Regions from separate parts of the Mus musculus genome. Here region 2 is linked to region 1. A link is a loop called in an ENCODE intact Hi-C map of the cell type or tissue named here. Cell type or tissue: gastrocnemius. All regions are shown on one strand. Each heading gives the region's core, and the rest is flanking DNA. Links, peaks and the distances in the headings are about the cores only. Region 1 has its middle 32 kb from the start of Gm36464. Region 2 has its middle 14 kb from the start of Gm36234.

Region 1 (10,118 bases), core at 1,000-8,999:
TTGTCTCCATTCCTCTTTCTACGATACGCCATGTTGAAGGGACAGGCTCCAGGGAAGATATGCTGAGGAAGACAGAAGGAGGCAAGGCCACAATCTAAGGATGTGAGTGATACAGCAGAGAGGAGGGAAGGGGGCTGTGATGGTCACGTGACTTAGCAAGCTCAGGAAGTACCAGGTAACCTTCACTCAGAGTGTCAGATAGCTGGCACGCATCACCAGAGCTTAGGAAAGAGAACCAGGACTTGATCCAAAGCAGTCAATCAACTCTCAAGATCAGGCAGGAGTAAAAATATAAAAAGACACCCAGTTTATCACTCATGCGTGTTTACCAGCTCTCCAGACCTTGCCAGCTGGAATAGCCTATTTTTAAGCAGCAGTTCACCTAACCTTCCAGAGAGTGAGGCAGGTAGCCTTAGCATGTTAGAAGTCAGCACTTGTATTAGTCAGCTTTGCCATTACTATAATGAAAGAACTGGAGGCAAGCTACTTTATAAAGAAAATAGGTTATTTGGGATTCATGGAACTGGGGGTGTCAGGGCCTTTGTCATGACCATTTTCTTGCTGGCAGAGCTTAAGGAGCAAAATATGGCAAGATTTATGAAATTTGGGAGTCTCCGTCTGGGTGGTCTTTCTCCCTGTTCTTATAAAGTCATGAGGAGTCATCCCTGGGTCTCCATTTGACCAAAGTCTCACTCCCTGGGTCTCACTACCCAAAGGTATGACTCTACATACCATGGGCAGCTTATGCTTCTACCTTCTTAAGACCTGGGGGATAACATTTCTGCAAGAGTTTAGGGGGAGGGAGGACCCTTTGTCCCAGTAACAGTGCCTCAAACCACACTGGGCAAGTTGTTTCTGTTTCTTGATCAAAACTACTTACACAGGAAAGATTGGTTTGGGCTCACAGTTTTGGAGGGCTCAATTTCATGGTTGTTTGAGCCGTTGTGCTTTGGCAGAATGTGGTGTTTCTGCAAGAAGAGATGCTTTCCCTCAGCACACACAGAGGACGCACAAGGAGAAGGGACTGAGTTAGAACCCAAAAAAGACCTTCCCCTGAGCGACTTACTTTCCCCAGCTACATCTGATTGTCTAAACTCTCCATCATGTCCTGCAATAGGGCTGTCAGCTAGGACCCAGCACTCTGATACCGGATCATGTCAGGATGTTTTATATTCAGGCTGCAGCTAACACCTCTTCTGGATGCCTGTGTAAGAGAATGCTCATCTACCTGTTTGCCAGGGATAGGACACAGGAGCCAAGGTCCAAAAGGCTTGCTAAAATATCACCGTGATGCCTTCTGAATGGTCACCAATGAGTTAATGGCCCGTGTCCTATGGCTACACTGGTCCTGTTTCATAAAGACAGATCAATTCTACAGTGTTTAGAACTGAGACTTACCAGGTGCTTATAGAGGCCTGTTCACATGTGAGCTTCAGAGTGGGCCTGCTTGTTGTTCAAGTTTTAAAGCCATGATGCAGGACCATGACAAATACAAGTTAAGATGGATGTGAGCCAGGCTTCCACACAGAAACAGAAATGTTCGAGACCTTTATCGGGTCCACTATTCTGACAGCAGACTGACACTCCCCTGCCTTGGAAGACTGGGCCAGTCAGCTGAGCAGCTGTGGCCCAGTAGATGTTCCATGGCTCCTCCTAAACAGGTTCCTAAGCAGGTGCCTAAGCGGGTGTGGCTCCATCTTCATCCAGGTACTCCTCGTGACCTAGGCCTTGGAAACAAAAGAGGAGCTAAGCTAAAACTGAAGAGCAAGTGAAACTCCACTCAAAACCATGGTTGTGTGTAAGAGCCATGAAAGAAGGATGTGGGGTCAACTGGGGTGGGAGGAAGGGGGCAGGAGAAAGAGGTTGAAGGCAGTGGGAGACATTTCAGGATGGGGAGAAGAACATTTGTTTCTCACACATCCCTCAAAAAAAATTGTGTGTAGATGGAAGCCCCTCCTTCCCTGCACTGGAAGCAACAGCCTCGCCATGGGTCTTCCTTCGGCTGGGTATGCAGGACCAGGGTTCAGGGATTTCTCCAACGTGAGAAAAAAAGCAAGCATGGTTTTTAGCCCCATTAATTCCTTGTGCTTTTAAATTTTTTTTATTATTTTTATTTTTATGGTTTTGAGTGTCGCGTTAGGTATGAGGAGACCTGGGAATGGATTTTATCCACACACATGATCTCCTTGCCATGCTTGTCTTTCTTGTCCTATTCGGCCCTTGCTGCCGGAACCAGGAGTAGTCCTTTTGGTTTCTTTTCTTTTCTTTTCTTTTCTTTTCTTTTCTTTTCTTTTCTTTTCTTTTCTTTCTTTCTTTCATTTTTTTTTAAGTGAAGAACAGTGGACTGAGCGTGCCCTTCCATGGTCCTTAGCATTCCGCAACTCACCTGTGTTAAAATATGAAGAAATAAAACAAATATAAATTATGCATTTTCCAACTTAATTTAAAATGCATTATGCTGTGCTTTGTTCTCTGGAATTAGTCTTATTAAGGGGACAGATCTGGATGGATTCATTTTGAGCCCGTTTATTCACTTCTTTGTAATTCAGTGGCAAGGATTTCTGTCCCCAGGCATCAAATTAATTTTTTTTTTATACTGTAAGTAACACATACAAAATATAGACCTCTTTGTGTTATTTCTTTGTTTACCTAGCACGTGACACACTCCCCTCGAAGGCTGCCACCAAATCTGAAATTCTCTATTCAAAATATAACACTTCCCAGGTGGTCATTAAAGCCACAGGCCGACAGTCACAATACTGGCCTTGAACCTAACAATGGCTCTGTCCTTTCCCCCGGTTTTTATTTTATATGTGAGACCTTCAGGCCCTTCCTCTGATCCTGCCTCTCAGATGACCACTCCCTGCCCTTTACCACCCAAACACACCAGCACCATAGGAACTGCTATTTCAGGCCTATTTAAAATATGCACCCAATCTCATTTTGGAGTATTGTTATAGTACAGTAACTCTTTGTTCCTCTTAGACGTTTTAAATCTTTATTTTTCCCCCCTAAACTGAGCAAGCAAATCGTCTGCATTCTTAATTAGTCTTCTTTAAACAAAATATCCTTTCATAGGCACTAATAAAGACTAAAGAGTGTTCCTCTCTTGTTCAAATAACTGCTTGCTGTAGTATAAAATTGTGAGAGACATGCTGCAGATCAAGTTGCAGGCTCCAACTGGAGAAGAAGAACAAGCCGCGCCGTAATAAGCAGATTTTAATGATTTACTATAAATCAGCATTTTTGCCCTGTCAGTGAGATTGAAGAGGCAGACAGCTCCTCACATGTCTGCCGAGCAAACGTCTTCCTGATGAATCATGTGCCCTGAATCACTGATCATAACACTCAAACGCACATCCAAATAATGAGAGAAACATATACACAGGCTCCAGTGCTTGCTCGAAGGCAACGCCGCCCAGCTATGTTTTGTCGGTGTGTGGTAGTTAAACCCATACATTGATCCCCCAAGGATTCCAGGGAGGGTAATAGAAGTGTATATTACCGGGTTAACCACTGATGCCCGAATGTAGACTGATCTGCATAAATGCTCTCCCCCCCCCAGCCCCCACCTCCAGACCTTTGATGAGAGACTAATCTAGTTGAGAAGGGAGGGAGAAAAGGCAGGCTGTGATGATGAACAGAAATGCAAAGAAGCCAGCTGCGGAAGCCCATAGAGATTGGGGACTAACTTCTGTTGGGTGAAAAGGCTCATTGGGTTTAGGGGCAACATTTTCTAATGCGCCCCTTCCTCAGCTCCCTGTTGCTTTAAGCTCTATCCTTGCTTCCCCTAAATTACTGGGTGTCAGATGGGTGGAACTCCTCCCTAGAGATAGAAGCATTACCCAAGAATTGGAGCACCCACTTAGCAACTACTCTATGGGATCAAGTGAGATCCAGGCCTCTTGAACAGATGCTGTGCCCATCTCCATCTTCGGGCCTAGGCCCAGTGGATGCTCAAGACACATTGGTTGGACGAGAGTCATTCCCCAACGGTAGTCTCACTTCTTCTGATCACTGTCTCCCTCCATCTTCCTGATCTTTGCCTTCCTCTTTAGTCTTATCCTGATGTTGTTCGTTTCTCTTGGTCCTCATAACATAGTCACCCCTCCTAATGAGCTGTGGCCTCCTCATTGCAAGGTTGCCTGGTTAACTTGTATGAAGCCTTCATGATATATTGCATATAATATAGGCTTCATTATAAATCACCCACTCTCTTACACCATGGGGGAAAAGGAGAATGGGTGCATGGATAAATATCTATTGGTGGATCAATGTATGTTTAAATAAATAGGTAGATGGATCTATGTTTAGATGAAATGGATTAATGGATGGATGGATGGATGAGTGTTTGGATGGACTGGTGGGTATGGAATACGGTGTATGTGTGTTTGAATAGAAAGATGGGGTGGTGGTGGTGCATGTATGTATGTATGTATGGATATGTGTATGTACATGGACTGATGAATGAGTGTTTAGATGGATGGGTGTGTGTGTGTGTGTGTGTGTGTGTGTCTGTAGTTGGATGATAAGTGTATAGATGAGTTTGGATGCATGCATGCATGCGTATGTAGATTGGTGGATAGATAATGTGTTTGGATAAATAAGTGGAGGGCTAAATCCATGGACCACCCAAATTCAACCAGCAAGCCAGCCCTCTGGCATGCTGCACTCTCCTGGAAAATAGGAGGGAACTCTTGAACTAATGATGGCCCATGTATTTTAACCAGTTTATGGCCTGGCACCCTTGAGCATCTATAATCCAGTGCGGTGGCTGCCAGCAGAGAATCCACCAGGGCTCATTTGCCAAGCTACAATGGATCCTGGGAGCTGACCTCGTAGGAGAGAAGTCAATGACAGGGCCTGTCCATGAGTCACTGTCCTTCGACACTGTCTGGCCAGTTTTTCTTTAGAAATCAGCTACTAGAAGAAATGAAAGTTGTGCTCGCAGGCTCCCCCCACCCACCCCACCCCGAGTTGGTGACAAAAAGAAACATCATCAGAACTCCAAAACTGGTTTTCTAGAAATACTTTCTTGAAACCCAGAGTGGACGGTCTTCTAGTCAGGTTTGGTACCTAGTTCCCATCACTTCTCAGGATATCAGATTGGAAATGGCCTTTATCACTGTGGGATGTTTAGAGATGAAAAAATTCATGTACTGCTGCTTTCAAAGCACCTTACTTATTTGATGCTTACTGACCCCTGACCGAGACTCCTACACACTTTCCTTCCCAGACAGAACAAAGAATCCTGGAATCTCTGAACTACAATGACCAGTACCCAACTCATTGTTGGTGCTGGATTGCAAAAATGTGCATGCTATCCTTGCCCTGGCCTAGGGGCAAAGCCTTTGCTTAAATTCTGGGAATGGAGGAGAAGAATTCCCTCCTGCCCTGAACTAAGCAAGCAGCTGTCACACTTCTGTTGGAAGGTTGCTAAAGGAAGTCTTCACAAGCCAGAGAGGAAAGGAGGGACCTCGGAGAGCCCTGAGAACTTCCCTCTGTGTCCTGTATATGCCCCACACTCCAGTTCCACAGTGTGTGTCCCAGAATGCATTGCAGTCTCCATAGCTTCACCCCTTTGCCTAGTTGCCTGTGCCTGAAATACCCCCTTTTCCCCCTGTCCAAACCCTCGGTCCACGGAGCTCTTCATCACTTCCAACACTAGAGGTCATCTGTCCCTTCTCTAGGGGTGGGATAGTAACTAAACACTCCCGGCTCCTCACCAGCTCAGCCTCTTCTTCCAGGGTTTTGTTTTTGGCATTTGTTTGATTGTTTGGTTGATTGGTTTTGTTCATTTTTGCTTTTTTTTGTTTGTCGTGTTTGTTTTTGTTTGTTTCTGGGAAGGGACAGAGCATGCCATCCTGGCAGGTCAGCGGGGCGGGGCGGGGCGGGGCGGGCGGTGGGGGCGGGGCGTTGTTCTTCAGCATGTATTGAGCACTTGCGGTATGCAACTTGATGTTCTGAGTATACAAGGGTTTACTCAGAAAAAAGGTCTCTTCAGGATGACTGCATGGATGTGTGTGAGACTTGTCACCACACATGGCTCTGTAATTACAGTGACATCTCGCTGGTAAAAGCTCTGATTTTACTGTCTTAAAACTCTTAATAATTTTAAACATCAGAGTCTATATTTTTACCTTGTAAAAATCATCAAATAAACTTAGTATCTTTTATCTTTTCATTAAAAATATTTATTAGTATTATTAGTATTAAGATCTTAAATTCCAGGACCAGCGAAGATGGTGACAGAATCAGTTCCATAAGTGAAATAAGCTGCGTGTACGGTCAGGTGACTGGGAAAGGGCCCAGGCTTTTGTTATTATCTGGAGGTGTGAGCTGCTGGACGCGCTGCCCTTCCCTTCCTGGAAAATGAAGAGGTCTGGAAGTAGGGATCCTGTTAGCCCTCCCAAGCCAGCAGGAGAGGAAGGAATAACCTAAGACGGGCACTGGTCTAGCCACCTCTTGTAGGCTGCGCCCCAGATTCATCATGCTTAAGGTCCTTTATCCTTCCTGTTTCCCACTCATGCCTCACAAGTGACTCTAGAAAAGGCCTCTAGGTGAACTTCAGACAATCGCCACCAGGGAGCGTCTCAGCTGCTGGGGACAGCATTAGGGTCTTTTTCCTTTCTGTCTCTGTCTGTCTCTGTCTCTGTCTGTCTCTGTCTCTCTCTCCTCTCTCCCTCCCCCTTCCCTCCCTTCCTCCTTTCCATCCTCCCTTCCTCTCTCCCTCCCATCCTTCCTTCCTTCCTCCCTCCCTCCTTTTTTCCTTTTTTTTTTTTTTTTTTTTGAGATGGGGTTAAAGGGTAGGCCCTGACTAGGCATATAGCAGGCTGGCCTCAGACATACAGAGATCCATCGGCCTTGGTTGCCTCTCAAGTGGATCTGCTACCATGCCCAGCTGGTCTTGGAAGCTTTGGTGTAGATGCTATGGTCTCGATGGCCTGAGGACTGGGGACAAGGCACCCTGTAAGCCTTCTCCACTCAGGCCTCCACTCCATTAGGGTAATAGGCTTGTGTCTGTCTGCTGCCTCCTTCCCCTCCTGCATGGGATAAGCTGCTGGAGACTGAATTGCAAAAGGCAGTGGTTCCTTCGGGTTTCTAGGGATGCAGGGCCTGCAGAGCCCATCCCTGGGGTTCGGCTCAGGCTGAGCACCCATTGAAGAAGTGCTTTGTGGATTTCTCCCACTCTTGAAGAGCCAGTTGGCCAGCTTCCACAGAAGACAGGAAATACACTAATCAAGTCATTTAGAACAACGAGGACCAGAAATGACACACTCATGTGTGGGAGGGAACCGCAGTCATTGCTTCCAGAGACCCTCAGTCACCTACAGGCTCAGTCGTGGTTCTTTACCTCCATAGCAAATCCCCAGGGACTACACAGGCACCATAAACCTGCTGGGACCCAGTACTCAGGAGGTGCATAGCAAAGATCTTCAGAGGGAGGGAGAGAGGCAGGGCAGGGAGGTGCCAGTGGCCATCTCAGCTGGGAGCAGCACTGTGCAGCTGAAAGGCGATCTCAGCCGCAATATAATTATCCACCCAGGAAGAGAGGGTCCCCTCTCGTGGGACATGCATCCATGTGAGAAGAAGGAAAATAAACTCGTTCTAGGTCAATTTAAAGGTTAAATGGAGGTCAGCAAGGGGGAACAGAGGCATCCTCCCAGCCTTAGAAGTCTCTCGGCCACAGACCCAGGGTTTTAACCTTTGGCTCTCACATCCATCTAGGGGGCCGGGGGTTGGGATGATTGTGAAGCAGATAATTGGGCGTTAGTAGACACACCATTTTAGTAATCTCCGGAAATAAAATGAGAGAGTGATGGCGAATCCGGTGGCAGTTACTTTGGAAAGATGGTGATGTGTAATTCCGAGTTTCTCAGACTGTAACTTGTGCACTTACCACTAATTTCTCCACTGCACCAAATGCAGTGTGTACATTTAGTTTAGAATTTATCATCACCGTTTGTGTATATTATGCCAGCGGCATAATCCATCCTCATGAAGCTAATGTTGAGCATTAGCAAAATGGACTCGCCGCTGATCCTGCCAGCCTCTGGCCTCGGATGCACCAGGAGCAGTTCACCAAGACACAGGGCTGGGCATCCACCCCACCCCACACACACACCCCACAGAGCATATGTGGCTTTATGTCTTGGTTCCTAACTCCACACAGGGTGGGCTGGTATCTGCAAGTTGCTGGTGGTGTCCATTGTCTGTGGATGTAAAAATCAATGACCTACATAAGATTTTGATTTTGCACTGGGAATTGAGAGGGAGGGAGGGAGGGAGGGAGGGAGGGAGGGAGGGAGGGAGGGAGGAAGGGAGGAAAGGGGGGAGAAAGCCAGAGACTGCAGATAGAAAATAATGAAACCGTCATGTTAAAAAATATTAGCATATAGGGTTCAAAATATATATTTCCTCATTTGTTCCCCTCCCCCCTTTGAATAAGAACATATCTAATTTCATGGTCATCTGATTAAAACAGTTAATTGTATTAATGTGCCATTGAGCTGAGAGCAGTGGTCATTTGGAAGTGGACGCTCACCCGGGCGCAGAGAACAAAACCCCATAGTCTCAAGGCTGCTTGGGAGCTGGGAGAACCCGGATCTGCTCTTGAAATCTCTGCTCAGATTTTCAATCCCTGTTTTTATTTTCTTAAAAGAGAAAGAAGGGGGGAGAAAGCCTCAAACTGCTGATTTCTGCAGAAAAACCTGCAAATGAACTGTTCTATTAGGCACAAACATACCCAAGTCTTTAGAAGCCCTCTCTTCAAAAGCATAATTAGGTATTTATTTCAGACATACTAACATCTTTGCAGTAGCTAATAAGATGCAGCCCATTTGAATATTAATATAATAAATGATTAAATTAAACAGCAAGATTCAGACTCAGAAATAGCCTTTATAGGTCCCAGGGGGTCACTAAAACTGTTTCTATTTCTTTCTACAGTTAACATAGTACAAGGGACGAGAATGCATACGGCAATATTTGTCTTATGAAACACAGAGTGTTATATGATGCTGCTCTGTTTTATTGCTCCACGGTTTGAGTCCAGGACCAAGAGTGAAGTCACCACGTGGAGGAAGCCTGACAGCCCCTCTTCTGACATTCTAGAGACATTCTGTGTCTTACAGAGTCCTCTCTGAAAGTCTCCAGGCAGATAGGGGAATGGATCATGCAAAGGAGAGAGAGGGGGAGGGAGGAAGAGAGAGAGAGAGAGAGAGAGAGAGAGAGAGAGAGAGAGAGAGAGAGAGAGAGAGAGAGAGAGAGAGAACAGAAACCAAATGGGCCAGACGACAGACCCACCCATGGTTCGTTTTGTGGGTACGCATGGGCGTGTTTCTGACTCCACATAGAGCAATTCTGGTGTGTGGCTGAAGGCCACACCCATGAGCGGGTGTGCATGTATGCGGAGCCAGCAATGCCAGGATGTGGGCAGATGCCATCCATCTCTCCACTAGGTGGGACCCCTCCTCCCCCAACTCCACCAGCAGAAAGAGAAGGGGCAAAGTCGGCAACTATAATTGGCTGTTATTCCAATAAAGGTGTTTCCCTTTTAAAATTAGTTCATGAAAACTGCATATTCTCCAAATCCCAGGAACCTGAGAGTGTTAATAAACATCTGGCCGTGTTTTTTGCTTAATTAGCATTCTTTAGTTTGGGCGGAAGTCTGTTTATGTAAAACAAAACACACACTCACGGGGTGGGGGTGTCTATAAGCCACAGCCCTTAAGTAATCCAAATGTGGCTTTCCCTAATGGTGAGAGCTGTGTATCTTCTCAACACGCCCATCATCACCCGAGCTGCAGAAGAGAAGATCTTCATCCTTAATTTCAGCTTTTGCATCTCCTAACCGATATACAGTGGTATCATCCTGGCATGTGAAAAAAAAATTCACATTTCTGCAATAAAAAAAAAGATATTCAAGCTTGGAGGTCAGCTTAAACAAAGCAGGAAACAACAGCAACGGGCTTAAGGCATGTCCACAGGCCTTTTTATTATCATCCACAGCCCAAATCTCCCAGCCCCATCTCTCTCTAAGGAACAGCATTGGCGGGAAGGTAATGGATAAACTGTAACCCAGCACACAAGATTCTACTGCCTAAATTAGATTAAAG
Region 2 (10,118 bases), core at 728-8,727, 1.1 Mb after region 1:
AGCTCAGCCATTGCACACACGCATGGTCTGCAGCAGCTCAGCTGCCTACGCTGGGTCTGTACAAGAACAAGCCAGTCAACAGTCAGACGCAGATGGAGAACGGGCTCAGGAGGCCTTAACACTTACTGGTGGGCTATGTGTTACCAATGTATTCCTGGATAAGGAGTCCTTCCACTGTGCTCCCATTGAAGACGACACCAGGGTCCAATGGCTGGTTCCAAACCAGTGGCCATATATATACATCTGACCCTAGGTAAACTAATACTCACAAAACAAGACTAAAGTCATGAATCTGATAAAGGACTGATGGTGACTAGGGTGAGGTTGATGGGAACGAGAGGAAGAGGAGGGAGGAATAATCTGAACACACTGTGTGCAAGTGTGAATTTCTCAGATAACAGAATTAATCAATAAAAGATGATTGATTCAACTAACATACTATCTAATAGAAACTCACTTCAAATATAACAACATAATCAAGGCTGGGAACAAAAGAAGAAGATATGTCACACAAGCATTAACCAAAGGGAGGCAGCAGACTTACATCAACGTGAGATAAAATAGAGACCAGAGAACCCCAACCAGAGAAACAGAAATAGAATATATAATGACAAAAAGGGTCAACCACGAAGAAAACAAAGCCAGCCAAAGCAGGTATAAAACAAACAGGAAAATGGCAGAACAGAAAGGAGACGCTGAAACTGTGGCGAGGGAATCAATGCATCAGGCTGTCTCAGCACACCAAGAGTCACCTAGAACACGAAAAGGCTTAACTGTCAACCAAAGCGACCAGCGTTCAGGAGTCAACCCACCTGACAGCAGAATATTCCCCATGTCTTGCTGACTGCCCGTGGAAGATTAGCAAAAACAGACTGTTTCAGATACATGAAGACACATAATGGGATTCCAACCACACTGGACACACGTTGTCCCTAATACTGAAATCACAGAAAAAGACGATGCTCCGTGGAAAGTAGGATCAGTGAGAATTGTACTCAGTTGATGATCATCTATTAACAGCCTGTAGCCAACCCTTTGTGCGTGCGAAAGCTGGCATCTTTCCTCTATGTGTGAATCAGAAAGTTACCCACACTCAGGACTCTAAATTAACACATTACTGGAAGTTCTGACCAGTCCCAAACACCAAAAGCAAACAGCAAATAACGCTAAAGTTACAGATCGAGAGACGAGGAATGAGGTTATCCCTGTCTGCAGGTAGCATGATTGCCTGTGTAAAGGACCTCACGAAAGCTCCGCCAATCTCCTAGAACCACATGTGAGTGCAGCAAGTTGCAGAATAGAGTTCAAACATTCCAAAGGCAGGGTTTCCCTGACTATTGGCAGTGAGCATGCGAACATTCAAAATTAAACACGTGCGTGGAAGAGATGACTGTGATGGAGAGAAGCTGATGCTCTGGAGAGGGACGCAGATTTAGTTTCCCGCACCAATGTGGTGTCTTAGCCACCTGAAACTCCAGTTCCAGGAGATCTGATGCCCTTTCTGGCTTCCAAGAGCACTGCATGCATGTGGTGCACACACACACACACACACACACACACACACACACACACCAGGCAAACACTCATTAAAAAATAAATAATGTTTTTTAAAAAGTAAGTGTGTGATACATATATAAATATTCAACAAATGATACTAAGATGCAAAAATAAAGCATTCTAAGAGTTGGATGGTCCACTACATGATACTGAAAACCCAAAGACAATCTAATGGGTGGGGAGTTAGACTGTGTTTACAGGCTGAGAAACAAAAGTAGCAAAGGACTCCTTTCTCCTCATTCTCCTGCCAGTTAGTTAAACACAATTCTTACCCAAAGTCCAGAAAGAGTTTTTATGTGTAAAGACACATATAATGTTATTTTTTAATTTATTAAGAAACCAAATATTTAGGGTAGCTAAAATTATTTTTGGATAAAGAAGAATGGAGTACAGGTAATAATTATATTCAATAGCAAGATTCACTCAGTAACTATAATAAGTCAATGCTGTGAGATGCTGACAGGAAGGTCCCAGATCTGTAGATCAAAGGGGTAACACACAGTGCAGAAAGAGACTGGCTATAACTGACTTCTAATAAGAGCATCATCAATTTGATGAAGGAAAGATACAGCCCTCTCAATATATAGTGATGGGGAAATTATATATCTACAATTTTTTAAAGAAACATGAACTTTGGGGAATGGAGAGATGGCTCAGCCGTTAAAAGCACTTACTGGCTGTTCTTCAAGAGGACCTGAGTTCAATTCCCAGCACCTACATGGCAGCTCACAACTGTCTGTAACTCCAGTTCCAGGGGATCGAACAGCCTCACACAGACACACATACAGTCAAAACACCAATGCATATAAAATAAAAATAAATAAAATTGTTTTTAAAACAACATGAACTTTGATCTAAGTTTTGCAGTTTATTAGAGAGAGAGAGAGAGAACACTCAAATGCCCATGGGCTTAAATGTAAAATGGAAAACTCTAGAACTCTTATCAGGGAGCATAAGATAGGAAGAGGTCTGAAAAATCACAGGTGCAGGCAGAGTCCTTATATTTAACACTAAAAAATATATTCCTCAAGCAGAAAATTGATAATGGAATTCACCAAATCAAATTGTTTTATGAGAAACCAAGGTGAAAAGGAGAAAAAATAATCTACAAACTAAGAAAACATTTACAAAAAAAAAAAATGTGTCTGGTAAAGAAAGCCATTGAAACTGTAGAAAGAAATCTTAAAAATCAAATGAGAAGAAGAAGAAAGGAGGAGGAGGACGACGAGGAGGAGGAGGCAGAGGAGGAGGAAGAGGACGAGAAGTTGCAGCAGCATTGGGCATGGTAGCTCAGGCCTGTAATCCTGATACACAGAGGCGGAGGATTGCATTTGAGGTCAGTCTGGCCTATACTGTAGGACCTTGTCTCAAAAAGAAATTTAGAAAACAATGAATACAGTTAAAAAATAGGCAAAAATGTGAAGAGGCCGCTTACAAAAGAGAATGCGACTGCTAAATGAACAGGAGTTCGCCATTTTTAGTCATTAGGGAAACGCACTTAAAACTGCCATCCACAGGGACTAGAGAGGTGCCTCAAGTGTTAAAGTCAAAGAACATCTATACCACAGAATACTATGCAGCAAAGACATGCAACAGCCTGGATAAATGGAGACATACACTAAGTGAGAAAGGCCTATTACCAAAGGTTGCATACAGTGTGGTCCCGTTTCCATGGCATTCTGACCTAGTGGTGCAGCCCAGTGGGAGCTCCTTGGCACTACACTGTGCATACATCTGTAACTCCAGCAGCACCAGGGAGGCAGAGACAGATGTGTCCTGGGAACTCGCTGTCCCAGCAATCTAGCCAACCAGTGAGCTTCTCGTTCAGTGGGAGCCGCTGTCTCAAAAGAAATAAGGAGAAAGACACAGAGAGACACACAAAGCCCACCTCTGGTTTCCACACGCATACCTGTGTGTGGGCAGGTGGGCAGGTAGGCATGCAGGCATGCACACTCTCATGTACACACACACCACACACACACACACACACACATAAAACTAAAAGAAAAACAAATTTGTGATGCCAAAGCACAATTTCGCTTACTTATCAAATGCTAAAGGTGGGTTTACATTTTTCAGTGCCAGGTGTAGAACCAGGCTTAATAAGTACTCTTCCACCAAGCTACATGTCTGGAGTTTAATAATTTTAACATTTTACTAAGTAATTAAAGTGTGTATGCTAAATGTGTAGCAGTCAGTAACAGGCTAACAGTCTTTCCTGAGCATGGCTATATTTTTAAGTGGGCATTGTTGGCATACTTTTGAAATTACTCTGTTGGGTTCTTATACCTCTACCTCCCTTCCAACCTTATCCCACCCAAATCCTTTCCAATTCCCCAACACTAGGTAGGAGTAAAAGAAGGTTAGAAAGAAGAAAAGAAAGGAGACAGAATGTTAGAGGGGAAAGGGTCCGACAAAACAGGCTTTCAGCCAACAAAAACAGACTGCTTTCTGCTGACTGGAGGCTTGGGTTCCTTGGGGCAAGTCCAATCTTCGTCATCAAGGCATCCCTAACTTCTCATCTCTTTGCTCACAACCACTTGGCAAACTGCAACATCAGCAACCAAGGGGGGGGATGGGTGGGGGGAGACAAACAGGAGAGAGGAGCAGCACGGGGGTGGGGGGAGCAGCAGCCATCTTCTCAGAGGGACACCCCTCCCCCAGAGTCGCCAGAATTCAGTATCTGCAGCTGGCAAAGAACATGGTTTTCCTACAGTACAAAACAATCACAGCTAGCTGCTGCGGACAGTCTGGAGCAGCCCCGCATCCCACACCTGGGATGAACGCAAAAACACGTCCCCATAACACAAACTAGAGTTTTAAAGGAGCCAAAACTCTCACCACAGGGAGTGTTATACTTCAATGTAAAGACATACGGAAGTATCTGTGACTCCCATGCAGTTACCTTGAGCACATGAGGAGACACAGAAAAAGCACAGAGGCCAAGAGTACAATGGTGGGCACCCACTCGGAGAATTCACCATAAAACCGAATAAACCCCAAATCAAAACAAAGTGGGGGGGGGGGGGCAAAGATTAAAATCTCTGGCACATCAGCTGCTGGCAGTGGGTGGAACTGGTCTGACTCAGGCACAGAAAGAATGCAAAGGATATGAGGACAGGCAAGACACTTTGAATATTGACTAGATACTTAAATATTAGGGAAACTTGGCTTACCTCAAAGAGAGCCAAAGCCATGATGTGTACGCTTTTTCTCTCTCGGAGATGTGTTCTTAATTGTTAATGAATATAAAAGTATCTGAGGATGGCTTCAGATAGTCCAGAGAACAGGACAGATGGGACACAGCTACTGTGGATAGGCAGCGTGGACAGGGACAGCCATATTCCCGTGTGTGCTTTTGCACATTTTTATGTTTTCTAGAATAAAAAGACAAAAAAAAAAAAAAAAAAAACCAGCTGTGAGAGGGATTCTGTAGTCTGTGTTTCCACCCAGGGTTGTTTCCTATCCCTCAGAGTGGGACTGTGTGTTAAAGGAATTATGCACACGCTTTGCGGGGAGGCGGGGTTCCACACATGTGCATGTGAGCAAATGTGTATGCATGCCTGGGTGTGGAGCTCTGAAGTGAACATTGATGTCTTCCCTCAGTTGCTCTCCATCTTGTTTGTTTGGTTGGGGTTTGTTGTTTTGGAGACAAGGTCTCTCATTGAACCTGAGGTTATAAATCGTGGCAGGCTGGCTGACCAATGAGCTTCAGAGACCTGCCTGACCACGCCTTCCCACCGCTGGTGTTCAGCTGCCTGGCTTTTTACATATGCTCCGGAAATTCGAACTCAAGAGTTAACCTGCTTAATGCAGCAGACACTTTATGCACTGAGCCTTCTCCGCAGACCCCTAATGCCTTTTGAAACACGCTATGAGAGATGGAACACCCATGGAACGAAGGAGGAAGCAGAGTGGCCACTTACAACCGCCCCAAGCAGGGGCAGGAGCTCCCCTCCCCCACCCACCTCTCCTCGGCTCCCCTCCATCCTCCGTGGAAGAAAGGTCAGTTTAGCCACTACTCAAGCCTCAGTCAGTCCCCACTCCTATGTGCTGAGTGTAACACCTTGGACTTGTGTCCCCTCCCTGCCTGAGCATCTTCAGTTGTCTCTTTCTCTGGAGAGGCAGGGAGTGTGTAAATGCGTGCACGTGGGTGCATGGCACACCTACACTGATCACTTGGGTCCTCATCATCTGCCATCATATCCTGAGCACATGATATCCTAAAAGGGGTTCTCTAGGTCAATGGGAATATCTCTGTCTCCCCTGAAAACTGTTTCCCAGACTCCAACCTACAGCCAGCACTGCTAATTCCCTCTGGCAGACACCATCAAACCCATGAATGCTACTGACCAATAGTGAGCTAGAACCAACCCACCTGGCTGGGCCAGTCAGCATCGTTTTTTGTTTGTTGCATTGTTTTAGAGACTTGTTTCATGAGTACATGTATGTACCTGAGTGTATGTATGTGCACTACATGCATGCAGTTCCCTCAAAGATCAGAATAGCATCGGGGGCCTTGGAGTTAGAGCTACCTATGATTCTAAACTACTCTATGTGGGTTCTGGGAACTGAATCCAGGTCCTGCAAGATCAGGGAGTGTTCTTAACTGCTAAGCCATCTCTCCAGCCCAGTGGTTGACTTTGAGAAAGGGGTCTTGTTATGTAATCTTAGGTTGGCCTGATACTCGCTATGTAGCCCAAGCTTAGCCTCAAACTCATGGCAGTCCTCCTGCCTCAGTACTGAGAGATAAACACCACTACAGCCATCCCTAAGCATGCTATTGCCTTTAGAGGAGGAGGGGGAGGAGGAGGAGGGGAAGAGAAGGAGGAGGAGGAGGAGGAGGAGGGGGAAGAGGAGGAGGAGGAGAAGGAGAAGGAGAAGGAGAAGGAGAAGGAGAAGGAGAAGGAGAAGAAGAAGAAGAAGAAGAAGAAGAAGAAGAAGAAGAAGAAGAAGAAGAAGAAGAAGAAGAAGAAGAAGAAGAAGGTGGTGGTGGTTTATGGATGGCTGTGGTGGCACACACCTATAGGAAGGAGGGAAAGAAAGGAGGGAGAGAGGTGGGAGGGAGGGAGGAAGAGAGGAAGGAAGGAAGTTAGCTCATTCACAAGCCAATGAATTCACAAATGAGCAAGTGAGTGTGTCTTTAGCAGACAAAGAGACAGGTGAATGGATAGTAAACAGATGGAAGCCTGAGAAGCAGGGGACCTGGAGCACCAGCAGAAGGGGGCGTCACATACAGAAGCTGCACTATGCTTTAGAGGAAGAAACAGAACCCACGTGACTCGCGCACCTTCCCGTAAGCTTCCCGAGGAGAGCCACTAGTCCTTACACTCCAAACAGCACCCACTGTGGCCTCAAACTCCTCCCACCAAAATTGGTTTGCTTTATTACCACACACTCATTATACAAACTGATAGTAGTAGTAGTAGTAGTAGTAGTAGTAGTAGTAGTAGTAGTAGTAGTAGTTTTGTTGTTATTGTTGCTATTATTGTTGTTGTTGTTTTTCCCAAGTCCTGGCTTCTCTGTGTAGCCCTGGCTGTCCTGGAACTCACTCTGTAGACCAGGCTGGCCTCGAACTCTAAGAGATCTGCCTGCCTCTGTCTCCCAAGTGCTGAGATTAAAGGCGTGCACCATCACCTCCCTGCTAAATGATGAGTCCATTGTGACAGTCCTGCAAGTGCAGCATTTCTTTCGTGCTCAGCCCCGCTGCCTTCTCCAGCTCCTTCCTCCTTCCTACTGGCGCCTTCCCTCTTCCCAGTGTGTCCCCTTCTCTTTCCTTATTCAGGTAATCTAGGTTCTGTGTATGAGAGGGAATTTGGCATTTGTCTCTCCACATCAGGCTTGTTTTATGTCCATTCCTCTCTCTGCCTATGACATTGCTTTATTCTTCCTGATGGCTGAGTAAACTCCACCATGTGCACACACCACACTTTCTTTATGCTTTTGTGTGTTGGTGGGCATCAGGCTGGGTCCACGTCTCAGCTGTTGTGCATTCTGGGATAAGCATGGGTGTGGGGGGCATCTCTGTGCTGTGTTCTCTTTGATTCCTCTGGGTACATACCCAGGCGTGATGCAACTGGGTTGTATAGCAGTTCGGTACAAAATAAGATTTATATGTTGCTATATATTTTGGAAGAATATTTTTAATGTGTTCTATACTCAAAATAATACAACTCTTTGTGGGAAGAGGAGATATTTCAGCATTTCATATAAAATCCTGCCAACAATTGTCTTCTAAGGGAACACGTGTCTGAAGATTCCCAGGAAAGGCAGCCTCCCGCTCACTCCTGGCCTCCCTCTGCTTCCTGCCCTAGCCCTTCCCCTTCCCCTTCCCCGCTTCCCCTCTTCCCCTCTTCCCCTTCTCCTCTTCCCCTCTTCCCCACTTCCCCTTCCCCTCTTCCCCTCTTCCCCTCTTTTCCTCTTCCCCTCTTTTCCTCTTCCCCTCTTTCCCCTTCCCCCTTCCCCTCTTCCCCACTTCCCCTTCCCCTCTTCCCCACTTCCCCTTCCCCTTTTCCCCCCTTTTCCTCTTCCCCTCTTCCCCTCCCCCATTTCCCCTCTTCCCCTCCCCCACTTCCCCACTTACCCTTCCCCTCTTCCCCTTCCCCCTTCTTCTCCTTCCCTTCTTTTCCTTTTCCCCACTTCCCCTTCCCCTCTTCCCCTTCCCCTCTTCCCCTCTTCCCCTCTTCCCCTCTTCCCCTCTTCCCCTCTTCCCCTCTTCCCCTCTTCCCCTCTTACCCTCTTACCCTCTTCCCCTCTTCCCCTCTTCCCCACCTCCCCTTCCCCTCTTCCCCTCTTCTCCTTTTCCCCTCTTCCCCCTTTTTCTCCTTCCCCCTTTCCCCTTTCCCCTTTCCCCTTTCCCCTTTCCCCTTCCCCCTTCCCCCTTCCCCTTTTCCTCTTCCCCTTCCCCTTCCCCTTTCCCTTTCCCTTTCCCTTTCTTCTTCTCCTTCCAGTGGCTTTACAGCTACAAGATCCACCCTGCAGCTCTCTGACAATCTTTGCTCAGAGATCACAGGAATGCTGACATGTCTGAGGCCCCAAGAACTTTGGCTTTTGTCATCTTCACTGGGAAGGGGTCATCTGACCTCTAACTTCATCCCTTCGGGGTTCCTGTGGGTAAGGAACACCTCAAAATCCCCAGGACTCCAGTCGTAGCTGAGGGACAGAATAGTCCTAAGCACAGCACAGTGGAGTACAGCCCACTGACCACAAACACAAAGGTGTGTAGGAAACACTGCTACAGGGGGACCCAACATCACTCAGGCTGTACTTAGTCACTGAAGTCAGGGCAGGAACCTGGAGGCAGGAGCTGATACAGCTGCCATGGAGGGGTGCTATTTACTGGCTTGCTCCTCATGGCTTGCTCAGTCTGCTTTCCTATAACACCCAGGACCACCAGCCTAGGGTGGACCTGCCCACAATGGACTGTGCTTCCATAGGAATCTTCAATCAATAAAATGCATTTTGGACTGGCCTGCAGGCCAGTCTTCTTTCTTCAAATCCCACATCCCAGATGACTCAGGCTGATATAAAACTCATCAACACAAATGTGGATGGTCCAGAATGCAGTCAGGTCTTTCCCAGAAACCATTTTCACTTCCTCACTTCCAGTGCCTTCCAGAATATTCCCCTTGTCTTAGCAGGCAGGAAATGCTGAGGCTTTGTTGATCTCAGTCTGCTCCATTGACCTGAGCATCACCACCTTTGTATGTAACTTATTTCGATTCTGTAGCAACCAGACGCCCCATACACCTGCCAGCATTCCCATTGTGAAAGGCAAGCCAGAGAGAGGCTGAGATGAGGAAGTCCTCACCCATGCCAAGCTGCTCAGTTACTCCCTACCCTGGCCCCCGGTTTTCCCTCATCTTGCCCTGTCCCTCCAGCTGTTCTGAACTCGCCCTACTCCTTCCTCTTCCCTCCGATGTGACTTTGGATCATAAAATGAAACGACTCAGTGTTTATGCTTCTAGCTACATTTATGTTTAAGAGTAAGATGTTGAGTTTAGTTTTAATGATGGAGGAAAAAAAAAAAAGCCTTTCAGAGGCTAGCTCACTGAAACTCATTATGTACTATAAAGGCCACTATTTAAAGATTCCGTAATTCTACTGATAATCTTTTTAAGGCAGATTTATAGCAGAAAATAGTTAGATTCTTTGACTTTAGTTATAATTTTCCATTCTGTAATTTAATACTCCCTTAGTTTATATTTGCGCATTAAAAGACGGGATCTAAAAGTCCATCATTAAATACTTTTAATAAGTGCAATAAATAAGTTTTACAGTGCGCATAAATCTAAAAACAAAACCTAACATAAATTGTTAATCTTACACTTTTTCTCATTAATTGCAATACATAAACATATGTTTTATACAAAGATATTTGCTCCAAAATAAGTATAATAAATACCACATGTATTAACCTTAATAGTTACAAGCTGTTAATCTTATATATTAGGTAATAATTTGTAATAAATAATTGTTTATTATCTTGATGTTTGCTTGTCTTGGGTTTTAGCAATATGCAATAAAGAAATGCAATTTTGAATAATTTGATTGTAGGACTA

Evidence for each region. A loop is a pair of places that touch in the nucleus more often than their neighbours do. Peaks named below come from ENCODE experiments on the same cell type or tissue, not always from the same donor. Only the 100,000 strongest peaks of a DNase experiment are listed, where the experiment ranks them.
Region 2: it touches region 1 in a loop (5-fold over the local background); 6 of 42 quality-filtered maps call a loop at or near these places.

Annotation. Positions count from the first base shown.
Region 1 is chr7:36,971,227-36,981,344 of GRCm38, reverse strand. No RefSeq gene overlaps it. Among named protein-coding and RNA genes, the nearest start is that of Gm36464, 32 kb to the right of the region's middle. In gastrocnemius, for the core only: CTCF peaks have their summits at 5,662 and 6,574; DNase peaks (open chromatin) are centred at 5,653 and 6,560; H3K4me3 peaks cover 474 bases.
Region 2 is chr7:35,904,420-35,914,537 of GRCm38, reverse strand. No RefSeq gene overlaps it. Among named protein-coding and RNA genes, the nearest start is that of Gm36234, 14 kb to the left of the region's middle. In gastrocnemius, for the core only: no CTCF peak of the experiment used is centred there; a DNase peak (open chromatin) is centred at 4,059.